Regions from separate parts of the Homo sapiens genome. Here region 2 is linked to region 1. A link is an interaction called in ENCODE POLR2A ChIA-PET data of the cell type or tissue named here. Cell type or tissue: CD4-positive, alpha-beta T cell. All regions are shown on one strand. Each heading gives the region's core, and the rest is flanking DNA. Links, peaks and the distances in the headings are about the cores only.

Region 1 (10,500 bases), core at 3,962-6,461:
GGAGGTTTAGTTTAGCCAGATAAAAAGGTTTCGTTAGGTTCACTAGATAAAAGGGCAACAGATTATACCCAAGGGGGAGGCTACCCTGTGAGGATTTCCAGATGGGATTTGTGCAAAGGGTTGAACCTTCTGTTGTCTTCACCAGGGCTTTGGGTCTGATTTGGAACAAATCTGTAGTCCCTCTCTCCATCCCTCCTTCCTTCCCTCCTGCCCTCCTTCCTTCCTTTGTTTCTTTGGGTTTTTCTGAAAGTCTCTTTCAGCATACTTTAATTGATTTGCAGTATCCATTTTCTTATATGTTGAATTATTAAACCCCTAATTTTAAGTTTATATGATCTACTCAAAATATGAAATGTTCCCCTTCAGCTTTATCTCTCACCCTTCCAGGAGAGCACGGACCTGCTCCTATTCCTCACACAGACCCCCTCAGTCCCTCCTTGCTCTTGGTATCTCCATGAACCCCCTTCAGAATTTCCTCATTTTCTTTCCTTGCTTGGTTTATCACTCAGCCTTCCATTTTTTTCTGATGGCAGCATAGCATGCATACTAAAAAATGAGTTCTCAAGTCATGTGTCCAGCCGTGAATGATCCCAGAGTGAACACAGCACGTGACAACACTCCCAGGCCAGGCAGGAGATGGGGAGCCGCCCTATCCCAAGCTGGTGGCCTCCGTCACCTCCTGGGGCTTCATGCCCTCCACGCTGTCCAGATTGCCAGCCTTGTCTTGGGTAATGTCCACGCTTTCCTCTCTGTCTCCAATTCCACAGGGTTGCTGGACAATATCAAGAAGCATGTTTTGGCCTGGCGTGGTGGCTCACGCCTGTAATCCCAGCACTTTGGGAGGCCAAGGTGGGCGAATTGCTTGAGGTCAGGAGTTAGAGACCAGCCTGGCCAACATGGTGAAACCCTGTTCTTACTCAAAATACAAAAAATTAGCCAGGCATGGTGGCACACACCTGTAGTCCTAACTACTCACTCAGGAGGCTGAGGCAGGAGAATCGCTTGAACCTGGGAGGCAGAGGTTGCAGTGAGCCGAGATCTCATGACTGCACTCCTGCCTGGGTGACAAGAGTGAGACTCCATCTTAAAAACAAAACAAAACAAAACTGGGCGTGGTGGCTCATGCCTGTAATCCCAGCACTTTGGGAGGCTGAGGTGGGTGGCTCATGAGGTCAGGAGTTCAAGACCAGCCTGGCCAAGATGGTGAACTCCCATCTCTACTAAAAATACAAAAATTAGCCAGGTATGGTGGCGGGCACCTGTAATCCCAGCTACTCAGGAGGCTGTGGCAGAGAATTGCTTGAACCCAGGGGGTGGAGGTTGCAGTGAGCCAAGATCGTGCCACTGCACTCCAGCCTGGGCGACAGAGCGAGACTCAGTCTCCAAAAAAAAAAAAAAAAAAGTGTGTTTTGATCAATGCTAGTACATACTTGTGCCAGCCTTGGAGGTGGCCTCCCTGCTCTTCACCAACTCCCCCCATACCTTCCCACATCCCTGAACCTGATTTCAACCTTCCCATGACAGCCCACGACCTCACCTTGTAATTCATCAAAGGACTGAGAGCATCTAACATCAGCCACCCCACCTTCCATCCTCCGCAGCGTGCTGCATCCCTGTCTTTCTGCCTTTGTCAGATCCTCTCTATATTTTGAATATATTTGAGTTCCTAAGTCTCTCCCATCTCAGGTTGTCTAGGCATTTAGCTGCTTCAGATGTGGCCCCCACCTAGTAATTCTCACAGGGGCCAGGGAACCTGGGTCTCTGTATTCTGTCTTTGTTTCTGGCTTCTCTGGCTGGGCTTGAACTTGACACTGCCCCGTGATGTCCCTCTGGTTTTGGCATCCCGTACCAGCTGATGCTGCCCCTGTTGACCTCTGCTCCATACTGATTTGTCTTCTGGTTATTTTTGAGGCTCACAGTGTTAACCACTGAAGAGTTTTAAACTATATACAAGCCTTGCAATATCTCCATGCACCTTAATCCACTGAGGACTAAGCCCCTTCCCCATAAGCCTCCCTCCTTCCCAGGGATAATCCTTCCCTTCCACCACAGCACCTCTTCCATCTACCAACAGACTGTACCGGTATGTCACATACCCTTCTCTCTCTCCAGGCAGAGTCCAACTTTTCAGCACTAAGACAGAGTAATTCTGCCAATAATGACCTACACGGTTAATATGTAAAAACCCCACATTTAATAAGAAGCGTTTGTTTAGAGGCTCCACAGGGTCAGGACTTGGATCCATGTGCCTGTAGTTCTCTTGGTCCTTCCTCAAGGTTACAAAATGGTTGCCATAGCTACAGCCATCACCTCCTCACAAAACATTGTCATTCCATTTTTTTCAATGAGCATCTGTTATGCCATTGTGATACATCTCTGAGTAAAGCAAATAAAGACCTCACCCTCTTAGAGTAAACATTAATCCTGGAAAGAATCAGGGTTGGGACCAAAGAGACTCCCCTCGGTGCCCCTCTTCCTTTAATTAGGAAGGAAAATCTTCCCCAGGAGCCCCTCAGTAGTTTTGCGTGACATCTTCCTCGTTTCTCTGCTTGGTTCTTTGGCCAGGACTGGGCCTGGTTGCTGAGCCTCACTCCACAGGAAGCTGAGAAAGTGAGTGGATGAGTTCGTAGGGTTGGCTGGGGTACAGTTGGAGTTCTTTTAGCAAAGCGTTGCTGTTGGGCCACACTAGAAAATAAAACTTTAGGCTGGGTGCGGTGGCTCACGCCTGTGATCCCAGCACTTTGGGAGGCCGAGGCGGGTGGATCACAAGGTCAGGAGATCGAGACCATTCTGGCTAACACGGTGAAACCCCATCTCTACTAAAAATACAAAAAATTAGCCGGGTGTGGTGCCTGTAGTCCCAGCTACCCGGGAGGCTGAGGCAGGAGAATGGTGTGAACCCGGGAGGCAGAACTTGCAGTGAGCCAAGATCGCGCCACTGCACTCCAGCCTGGGTGACACAGTGAGACTCCGTCTCAAAAAAAAAAAAAAAATAGAAAATACAACTTTAGATGAAGAGTGGAAGGGGTGAAGGTAGAGAGAAATACAAAAATATTTGGATTTTATCGTTGTACAATTTAGGTAACTTTTAATAGATGTAATATCAGATTTTCTGAATCCACGTTTTAGACTTGTGGTAGTTTTGAAGAAGAATTTAAATAAGGACACTTTCTTATCCATTGAGTCTGACTTGATGTTAAACTATAGGAAGAGAAAGTTTAGTACGTCATGCAAAATTACAGAATAATATTGTAATAACAGTGGATTTTTATATACACCAATACAAATAAATATCTTAGGAGCTTTAACTCAAAATTGACCTTAGTACCTTCTAGAACAATGCATCTCAAAGAGTCAAAAGAGCAGTGTTTTGTTTTTCATTGCCAATTCATTGAGGACTGGTGCATTTGAAAAATACAGTAAAAATCGGCAACCCACTCGGGTCCCCTTCCACGCTGTGCTTAAAAGAAAAGAAAAGGGTCCCCTTCTTGCTGCTGCTTAAAAGAAAAGAAAAGAAAAATACAGTAAAAAAATACAGTAAAAACGATGCAGCCACATCAGATCGCTGTAAGAGTTCCTAAATGCTTATTCTCACCTTTGGTGGCCATCTTGCCATGGACAGGCAGCCGTCCCAGGCCACACTTGGAGTCACGCTCTTCTGGTTTTCCCACGAGGACGAAGGGCACAGAACTAGACACAGGTCCTAGTGCACAGTAGTCGTGTGACCTTGAGCAAGCCACTCCACTTGGATCAGGGTCTCCAGGTATATAATGGAATAATAGTCTTGTCTTGCCCACTGGCTCTTGGATATTCAATTAGACTCATGGAAAGCCTTGGTACATGGTAATTCATATTTAAATATTAGGTGTCATTATATGCCGTTTAACTTTTAATTCAGGAAGGAGACTATATGTAGCTTTTTTTTTTTTCAGTGTTGAAAATTAAAAAGCTCTAGTTTTGGCGATCCAGGGGTTCCCTTTTTGCAGCAAAAGGCAGTTCTGCTTTCTATCTTCCCAAAGAGCTGGAGGGGTGGGAGCCAAAAGAAAGTCCCCAGGTACCTCATCCCCAAGGAGTTGGTGTGCAAGCTGGTGTGTGGCCTGAAGTTTGGGATCTGCCTACAGGGTTTCCCCAGAGGGCAGCCCGCAGAAGGAGGCAGAGTTGAGAAATCTGTCCAGTGTGCAGGAGAGGAGACAAGCGACCCTGGCCGTGTGCAGTAGTCCATGCACACGCAGGGCCATTGAGAGAGAGGAAGTTGGAGCGGCAGGTGCAGGGCTGTGAAAGGCAGGAAGCCAGGAGGCAGAAACCAGAATGGAAGGAAGAAGCCATGGCGGAGGGCGGCCTATGTTCCTAGAGCTCAAGGAAGCATTCAATCACACGCTCAACACGTGATTTTCAGGCCACTTGTGTGTTTTGGAAACAAGTATGTGACCAGGCACAGAGGCAGCCAAGATTCAAATGAGTGAATGTCCCATGGACATAATTAAAGAGAAAGGGCTTGTACTAAACACTGGAGAGCTGTTAGGCATAGCTTTTCCAGGCATTTCTTTGCTAGTTTTTTTTTTTTTTTTTTTGGGCTGGGGGGAAGGATCGGAGTGTATGTGCCCCAGTTTTATCTTGTTTAATCCAGCTTTATTACAGCTCTGTCCTCAGCGCTGGCTCTGTTTCAGCATCCCCATAGGCAAGGAAGATGCTGGCTTCAACAGTTTGTTTTAAAAAACAAAAATCAAAGTTAATGTCCTAGGAATCTTTTGGGGGATCCCTGAAAACTAAATATAAATTTGTTAGGGAAAGTAGTTAGTTATATGTTGTTTGAGAATCATTGTCTTGATCTTGAAAGATTATTTGACACTTTATTTGATGTTAATGGAAATTCTTCGTGTTTGATTTATTTGTTCAGAGTCATTAGCCTCGTGAGAACCCTTCATGGGGCCTTTATTTCACAGTATTTGCATGAGCATTGTTTTTTATCTTTGAAAAATGGGTAATGTTATGAAAAGGAATATGTGTTAGTCTCTAAACATGCAAGCCTTATATCAAAATAGTCTGACAGTGTATTTATACAAAACATGCTGCAGGTATCAAACAAAATTGTAATCAAATTAGAATTTTAAGCCTTGTTGTTTTACTCTCCAAGTCCTTATAAACCAGAAGCCCTAACTTTTTAGAATAACACTGTTCAATAGGAATAGAATGTGAGCACCATGTCTAATTTAGGTTTTCTAGTAGCCACATTTAGAAGTGTAAAAAAAAATTGTTTTTTTTGTGAAAGCAGTTTTAACAACATATTTTTTTTACTATATCCAAAATGTTATCCTTTCAACATGTAATAAATTTCAAAATGATTAATGAGATACTTTATTTTTTCATACTAAGTTTTTGAAATCTGGTGTGTAATTATCTCTAGAGCACAACTCAATTTGCACCAGTTGAGCACCCTGTTTGTCTAGCTTTTATTCTCTAACTCAAGAGATTAGTAAACTTCTGTAACTGGCAAGATAGTAAGTATTTTAGGCTTTGCTATTGTATTGTGGAAGTGGTCACAGACAATGTGTGGCTGTGTTCCAATAAAACTTTATTTACAAGAACAGGTGGCAGGCCGGATATGGCTGGCAGGCTGTGGTTTACAAGCCCTCACTCTAACTAAATGTATCATCTCGTGGGTTTTAATGCTCAGAAGTTGATTTCTATTTTGGGCTGCTACCAAGATAGCTATTGTGATAAATTTCATTCAGAAATATTCAGGAAATATGTACCAGGAAGTATACTCCATTGTTAAATAATGAATACGTTGGAACTACAGGAACTCCCCCTTTCCTGAATTTGCACCTTTCAGGAAGAGCCGCATAGCTAGTGGTGCTTAGTGCTGGCTTGGCTGTCACGATGCCTGGATTTGAAGCTCAGCTGTGTTAATTAAGCATGAGCCTTGTGACCCTAGACAGTTAATTAACCACCCTGCACTTCAGGTTATGCATCTGTAGAATGGGGATGACAATAATATCTACCTCATAGAGTTGCTAAAATTAAATGAAAGCTGACACAGTAAGCCCTTGGTACATGATAGCTTTTGTTATTCCTCTGCCACTAATGTTGCTGCTGGAAGTACTACTTGTACTGTTACTACTAGTGGTGTTAGTACTGCTGTTACCACCATCACCACCACCACCATAGAGATCCATACATACAAACCAACCTATGTGCCAGAATGGAACCATGCTGACTTGATGATCGTCCACAGATGACCATAGTGGCCACTAATATGGTATCACTTTGGACGTAAACTTGTCAGTCAGCAGATGTGCTACTGCACTCTAGGGGAGATCTGGCATGATCTGCAAGGATTTAATGTTAAAAGACTTGAGTGGGCTGGGCACGGTGGCTTACACCTGTAATCCCAGCACTTTGGGAGGCTGAGGCGGGTGGATCACCTTGAGGTCAGAAGTTTGAGACCAGCCTGGCCAACATGGTCATCTGTCTCTACTGAAAATACAAAAATTAGCCTGGCGTGGCAGCGTGCGCCTATAATCCTAGCTACTTGGGAGGCTGAGGCAGGAGATTCGCTTGAACCCAGGAAGTGGAGGCTGCAGTGAGCCAAGATCACGCCACTGCACTCCAGCATGGGTGACAGAGCTAGACTCCGCCTCACAAAAAAAAAAAAAAAAGGGGGTACCTGTTGCTTCTCTGGCCTGGTAATTGCTGTATGATATGACTCAGGTCACACAACATTCTTTGACCCTATTTAATGAAAATGCTAATTAATGGCTGCCCTACCCACCTCACAGGGTGATAGAGCAAATTGTAGGTAAAGTACTTTGGAAATTGTAGAGTGTTGTGGAAATATTAGCTGAGAGCATTTCCCACACGATTGCTTTTTTAAAAATGTATATCACACACTTAATTTTATCATCATGGACTGATTTAATTCATAGAGTAGTTGTAAAGATTAAGTGGGCACATGTAAAGTGCTCAGTTCAATGGTAGAAACATAGCTCCTGTTCAAGGGCTGGGTAGTTGCTATTTTTATTACTCGATTTTCAATTTAAGATGTAGTATTTTGGCTGGGCACAGTGGCTCGCCCCTATAATCCCAGCATTTTGGGAGGGCGAGGCAGGCAGATCACAAGGTCAGGAGTTCGAAACCAGCCTGGCCAACATGGTGAAACCCCGTCTCTACTAGAAATACAAAAATTAGCAAAATTAGCTAGGCATGGTGATGCATGTCTGTAATCCTAGCTACTCAGGAGACTAAGGCAGGAGAATCGCTTGAACCCGGGAGGCTGAGGTTGCAGTGAGCTGAGATCATGCCGCTGCACTCCAGCCTGGATGACAGAGGAAGACTCTGTCTCAAAAAAAAAAAAAAAAAAAAAAAAAAGAAGAAGAAGGTGAGAGAACTGTATATCCTGACAGGTTAACTGTCTCTAAGATTCTGTTAGGTAAGAGAAGCAAAATGTGGAACACTTTTATTTGCATTTTTAAAAAAGCAGTGCGTGTATTTATCTGCACACACGTGAGCGTGCATATACACACACATGCATACTGTGTTTATACATGCATTGACTGTGCCTGAAGGAGACACAGGAAACTAGTACGAATGGTCTTCCTCAGGAGAGCTGTGGGGTTTTTATGGCAGATGCTTTTTTGTATATGTATGTATGTGTATGTATTATATATGCATATATACACCCAGATCCTTTGCGTGTATTATTTTTTCATTTAACAACAACAAATTAGTTAGTGGGGAAAAAGAGATGGCTGTAATCTCCCAATTTCTTTTGCATCCCTCCTCATTAAACACTATACTGAAGAGTTACTTCATGACGTCTTGCAGTGGAACCCCCATAGAAACACATTCCAGTCGTGTCATGTGAGTCATTAAAAAAAAATAACTGGGTATCGAGCTGCGTTTTGGGCATGTTCTCTAGAAACACATTGTGAGGGCTACTTGGACCTTATGCTGGCTTCCTTTAGAGTCATATTTGAACTAGTGTCAGGACCCTGAGATTTTCTGTGCTGTTTTCATGACAGTAAATCAAATCCAGTTGGACAGAATGGGTTTTGTTTAGGTTTTCTTGCAAAATTCTCGCTCCAACAGTAAGAAACCTGGCTCCCATCATCTGCCATTCATTTTTTTGTTTAATTCCAGTGTACATGTACAGTAGTATCCAGAGTTGTGACTCCATACCCCTGGGGAAAACAACTTTATCAACTATAGTACAGAGCTGAAATGCAGTTCTTTATGCTTTTAGTCTTATAGACTCTATATGTTTCCAGCGTTATTTAAGTCAGCGTCTTTTCCCTCACCCTGTTTAGTGAGGTCGATTCATTTAGATTCTCTTGTGACAATCTACATTATTTCTTGGTTTCCCCAAAGGTTTATTCTAGTGCTCTAAAGTTCCGCGAGTTTTGACAAATGCATGATGTCATGTATCCACCATTACAGTATCACACAGAATAGTGTCACTTCCCTAAAATTCCTCTGTGCTTTAGTTCTTCATCCTTCCCCCGACCCCTGGCAACCACTGATTGTTCTACTGTCTCTGAAGTTTTGTCTCTTTCTGGATGTCATATAATTGGAGTCAAATAGTATATAGCCATTTCAGACTGACATCTTTCACCTAGCACTATGTATGCACTTGAGGTTCCTCCGCATCTTTTTGTGGCTTGATAGCTTTTGAATAATATTTCATTGTATGGATATACCGTAGTTTCTTTGTCCATTCACCTGTTGAAGGATGTCTTGATTGCTTCCAGTTTTTGGCAGTTACGAACAAAGATCCTATAAACATTGATGTGCAGATTTTTGTGTGGACGTAAGTTTTTGCCTAAATGGGAAAATACCTCAGCGGGCAGTCGCTGGATCATGTGTTAAGACTGTGTTCAGCTTTTAAGAAACTGTCTTCCAAATTGACTGCACCATTTTGCATTCCTGCCAATTCTGGGTGAGAGTTCTTGTTGCTCCACATTTTTGCTAGCATTTGATATTGTCAATTTTCTGGATTTTAAGCATTCTAATAAGTATGTAGTGGTACTTCATTATCGTTTTAATTTTTTTTCTTTTTTTTTGAGACAGAGTCTCGCTCTGTCACCCAGGCCGGAGTGCAGTGGCGCAACCTTGGCTCACTGCAAGCTCCGCCTCCCAGGTTCACGCCATTCTCCTGCCTCAGCCTCCCCAGTAGCTGGAACTACAGGTGCCCACCACCACGCCCAGCTAATTTTTTTTTTGTATTTTTAGTAGAGACGGGGTTTCACTGTGTTAGCCAGGATGGTCTCGATCTCCTGACCTCATGACCTCGTGATCCGCCTGCCTCGGCCTCCCAAAGTGCTGGGATTACAGGCGTGAGCCACCACGCCTGGCCTGTTTTAATTTGTAATTCCCCAATGACAGGTGATATCTTTTCATATGCTTATTAGCCTATCTTCTTTGGTGAAGTGTCTCTTCAGATCTTTTGCTTATTTTAAAAATTGGATTTTCATATTGTTTAGTTTTAAGTGTTCTTTGTAAATTTTTGATACAGTCTTTCTTAGTGTGTATTTTCCAAATATTTTTCAGTCTGTTACTTGTCTTTCATTGCCTTAACAGCATCTTTCTCGGAAGAAGGTTTTTAATTTTAATGAAATCCTACACATCTATTTTTTCCTTAAGGGAACATTCTTTTGTTGTTGTATCAAAGTTATCCCCAAAGCCACCTAGATTATTTCCTATGTTATCATCTAGGAGTTTTATAGTTTTGTGATTTACATTACATACATAGGTCTATGATTTACTTAATTCTTGTGAAAGTTGTAATGTCCACATCTAGATTATATCTTTGCATATTGCTGTCCAATTATTCTAGCACCATTTGTTAGAAAGACTATCCTTTCTCTAATTGCCTTTGCACATTGCTCAAAAATCATTTGATTATAGTTGTGTAGATTGACATACTTTTTAAAAAGCAAAAAAACGTTTTCATTTCTCCAAAATCTGTAAGAGAGGCAAAACCTATTTAATGCTAATTAAACAAATATATTAGAAACAGCTGTAAACAGAAGCACAATTTTGTTCATGCAAATATACCAGCGTAAGTGAGAGTGTATCTGATACGTAGGGTGACACACCAGGCAATGTAGTGAACTCAGACATTCATAGAATTCAGCTGCTCCGCTGCAAGAATGTGTAATTTAATGGGGAGTTCACATGGACATGCTTAAGATGAAAAAGAGTGTGACCAGGGGTCACATCCTCATGCAAGTACAGCGTGTGCTGGGAACCTAGGGGTGAGAGCATCACGGATGGCACCTGTGGGATGCATCGGGACAGTTTTACGCAGGAGGGAGCATTTGAGAGACACCTAAAAGATCCATCAGGCTCAACAGATGGTACATTTCAGGTGGAGAGGCCAGTTTCAGCTGAGGTGGAGACAGGAAGTGAGCATTTTAATCAAGAAACAAGTAGAATGATCTATGGTTGGACTAAAAGGTAGGATTTGTATAAGGGCGTATTGACTGGGAAGGTAAATTGGAG
Region 2 (2,500 bases), core at 1-2,500, 97 kb after region 1:
TTCCCATCTTGGTTTAGGTGCTCAGCATCTCTCACCAGCACTATTACAAACTATTAACCAAGTCTTGCTGGCTCATCTCCCTCCAAATCTCCTGCCACTCCACCACTAGACTTATCTAAGATAAGCACCTGATGATCATATCATTTATCTCCAAAGTCTCCTCCTGGCTCCCCATTGCCTTCAGGATACAGTTCAAACTCTTCAGGATAGGATGGAAGCTCTTTATCTACTAGCCCAAGTTAAGCTGCAGTTCCGAGCTCTGTCTCTCTTACTGCCCCAAGTACCCACCCTCCAGCCATATTTAACTAGTTGTTGATCCCCAAAGACCTCATGCTCATTTCATGCCCTCATGCTTTTGCATGCTCTGTTCCATCTCCCTGCAATGCCTACTGCTTTGTCTGAAAAATACTCTGAACTTTAATCCAAGCCATGGCTCAGAGGTACTCTTTGTTCAGAAACTGTTGCTAGATTCTTGGTTATAATTTTTAGAACATGATAAAGGTCTTATCATAAACCTTATGTAATATATTGAAATTAATATATTTGTATTTCTCAAAAGAAAAGGAACTTTTTGATGGCCCCTGTATCTTGTTCAATAATTGGATCCCTAGTCCTAGTGTTTGTTTAGCTCATAATAACCACTCAAAAAATGCTTGGGAGCCCATTTGTATGGGTTAGATTTTATACCCCTTGAAGGCAGAGACCATATTGTTGTTCATCTTGGTATATCATTCCTCTCATGGGATCTTGCATAGTTGAAGCTCAATATAAGAAATTTGAGGCTGGGTGCAGTGGCTCATGCCTGTAATCCCAGCACTTTGGGAGACCAAGGCAGGTGGATCACTTGAGACCAGAAGTTCGAGACCAGGCTGGCCAACATGGTGAAACCCCTTCTCTACTAAAAATACAAAAATTAGCCAGGTGTGCTGGCCCGCGCCTGTAGTCCCAGCTAGTCGGGAGGCTGAGACAGGAGAATTGTTTGAACCTGGGAGGCGGAGGTTGCAGTGAGCCAAGATCACACCACTTCCCTGCAGCCTGGGTGACAGAGCAACACTTCATCTTTAAAAAAAAAAAAAAAAATTTGAATTTAGAAGATAACCTTTAGTTCCCTGAGAAAATAAAAATACTTCATTTCCTTTTGCTACCAGATATGTCAGCCATTATTGAGATTCCCTGCTCAGTGGTGTCACAATGATTTAAGGTCAAACAAAAGTTTATGGAAAGGAGAAATCGCTGGCACTGAGGGTCATAGTCGTGGGGGAAAAGGAAATAGAAGAAAACAGTCTTCTGAATGGCTCTTTAATAAGAGCCATTTCTATTTCCTATCCTCTCAAACAGTGCTTGAAAAACATTTTTTGTCTTGTTTTGAAAATTTTCAAACCCACAGAAAGTTGAAAGAACAGTACAAGGAACAGCCAGATACTCCTCACGTAGATTCACCATCTAGCTGCAGCGACTTCCTCTATTTATATGCATACGCGTAAAAACACACACACACACACACACACACACACACACACACACACACACACAACTTCCCTTTTGCTAAAGTAGGCGGCTGTCATCATGGCATTTCATGCCTAAATGTTGGATCTTGCATCACTCAGAATAGAGCCGTCCTCTTACATCACCATAACACCATCTTCACACCTGATAAGAGAATCAACATTAACTCAACAGAATGATCTAACATGCAGTCTGGACTCAAAGTTTCCTAATTGTCCTCCAAAATGTCCTTGGTAGCTTTTGACCCAGAATCCAATCAAGGTTGACACCTAGATTTGGCTGTTCTGTCTCTATTTTCCCCATACTCTGCCTCTGCTGTTCTTGATCTCCAAATCTTTGAAGGCCTGTAGAACATCCTGGCTGGGCGCAGTGGCTCACGCTGGGAGGCTGAGGTGGGAGGATCACTTGAGGTCAGAAGTTCAAGACCAGCCTGGGCAACATGGTGAAATACCGTCTCTACTAAAAATACAAAAGTTAGCTGGGCGTGGTAGTGCATGCCTGGAGTTCCAGCTACTCAGGAGGCTGAGACATGAAAACTGCTTGAACCCAGGAGGCAGAGGTTGCAGTGAGCCAAGATCACATCACTGCACTCCAGCCTGGGGGACAGAGCAAGGCTCTGTCTCAAAAAAAAAAAAAAAGCCAGGCGCAGTGGCTTGCGCCTATAATCCCAGCACTTTGGGAGGCTGAGATGGGCAGATCACCTGAAGTCAGGAGTTCAACACCAGCCTGGGCAACATGGCGAAACACCGTCTCTACTAAAAATACAAAAAATTAGCTGGGTGTGGTGGCACATGCCTGTAATCCCATATACACAGGAGGCTGAGGCAGGAGAATCGCTTGAACCTGGGAGGCACAGGTTGCAGTGAGCTGAGATTGCGCCATTGCACTGCAGCCTGGGCTAAAAGTGTAAAATTCCACCTAAAAAAAAAAAAAAAGAACAGCCCACATTCCAGAGTGCTCTGACCATCTGGCCAGGATTTGATTCAGGTCAGAT

The links. ChIA-PET counts read pairs that join two places held together with the same protein. Peaks named below come from ENCODE experiments on the same cell type or tissue, not always from the same donor. Only the 100,000 strongest peaks of a DNase experiment are listed, where the experiment ranks them.
Region 2: POLR2A ChIA-PET joins it to region 1 with 5 read pairs; 4 of 35 experiments call an interaction of 5 or more read pairs at or near these places.

Annotation. Positions count from the first base shown.
Region 1 is chr5:16,721,947-16,732,446 of GRCh38, reverse strand. All of the region lies in intron 19 of MYO10 (myosin X), which reads left to right. Among named protein-coding and RNA genes, the nearest start is that of RETREG1, 110 kb to the right of the region's middle. RefSeq lists an enhancer at 10,122-10,500. In CD4-positive, alpha-beta T cell, for the core only: no CTCF peak of the experiment used is centred there; no DNase peak of the experiment used is centred there.
Region 2 is chr5:16,628,604-16,631,103 of GRCh38, reverse strand. It overlaps RETREG1-AS1 (RETREG1 antisense RNA 1), which reads right to left. Exons shown (of 4, transcript NR_109946.1): 4 at 1,135-1,650. Among named protein-coding and RNA genes, the nearest start is that of RETREG1, 13 kb to the right of the region's middle. In CD4-positive, alpha-beta T cell, for the core only: no CTCF peak of the experiment used is centred there; a DNase peak (open chromatin) is centred at 1,503; H3K4me3 peaks cover 637 bases; H3K27ac peaks cover 1,349 bases.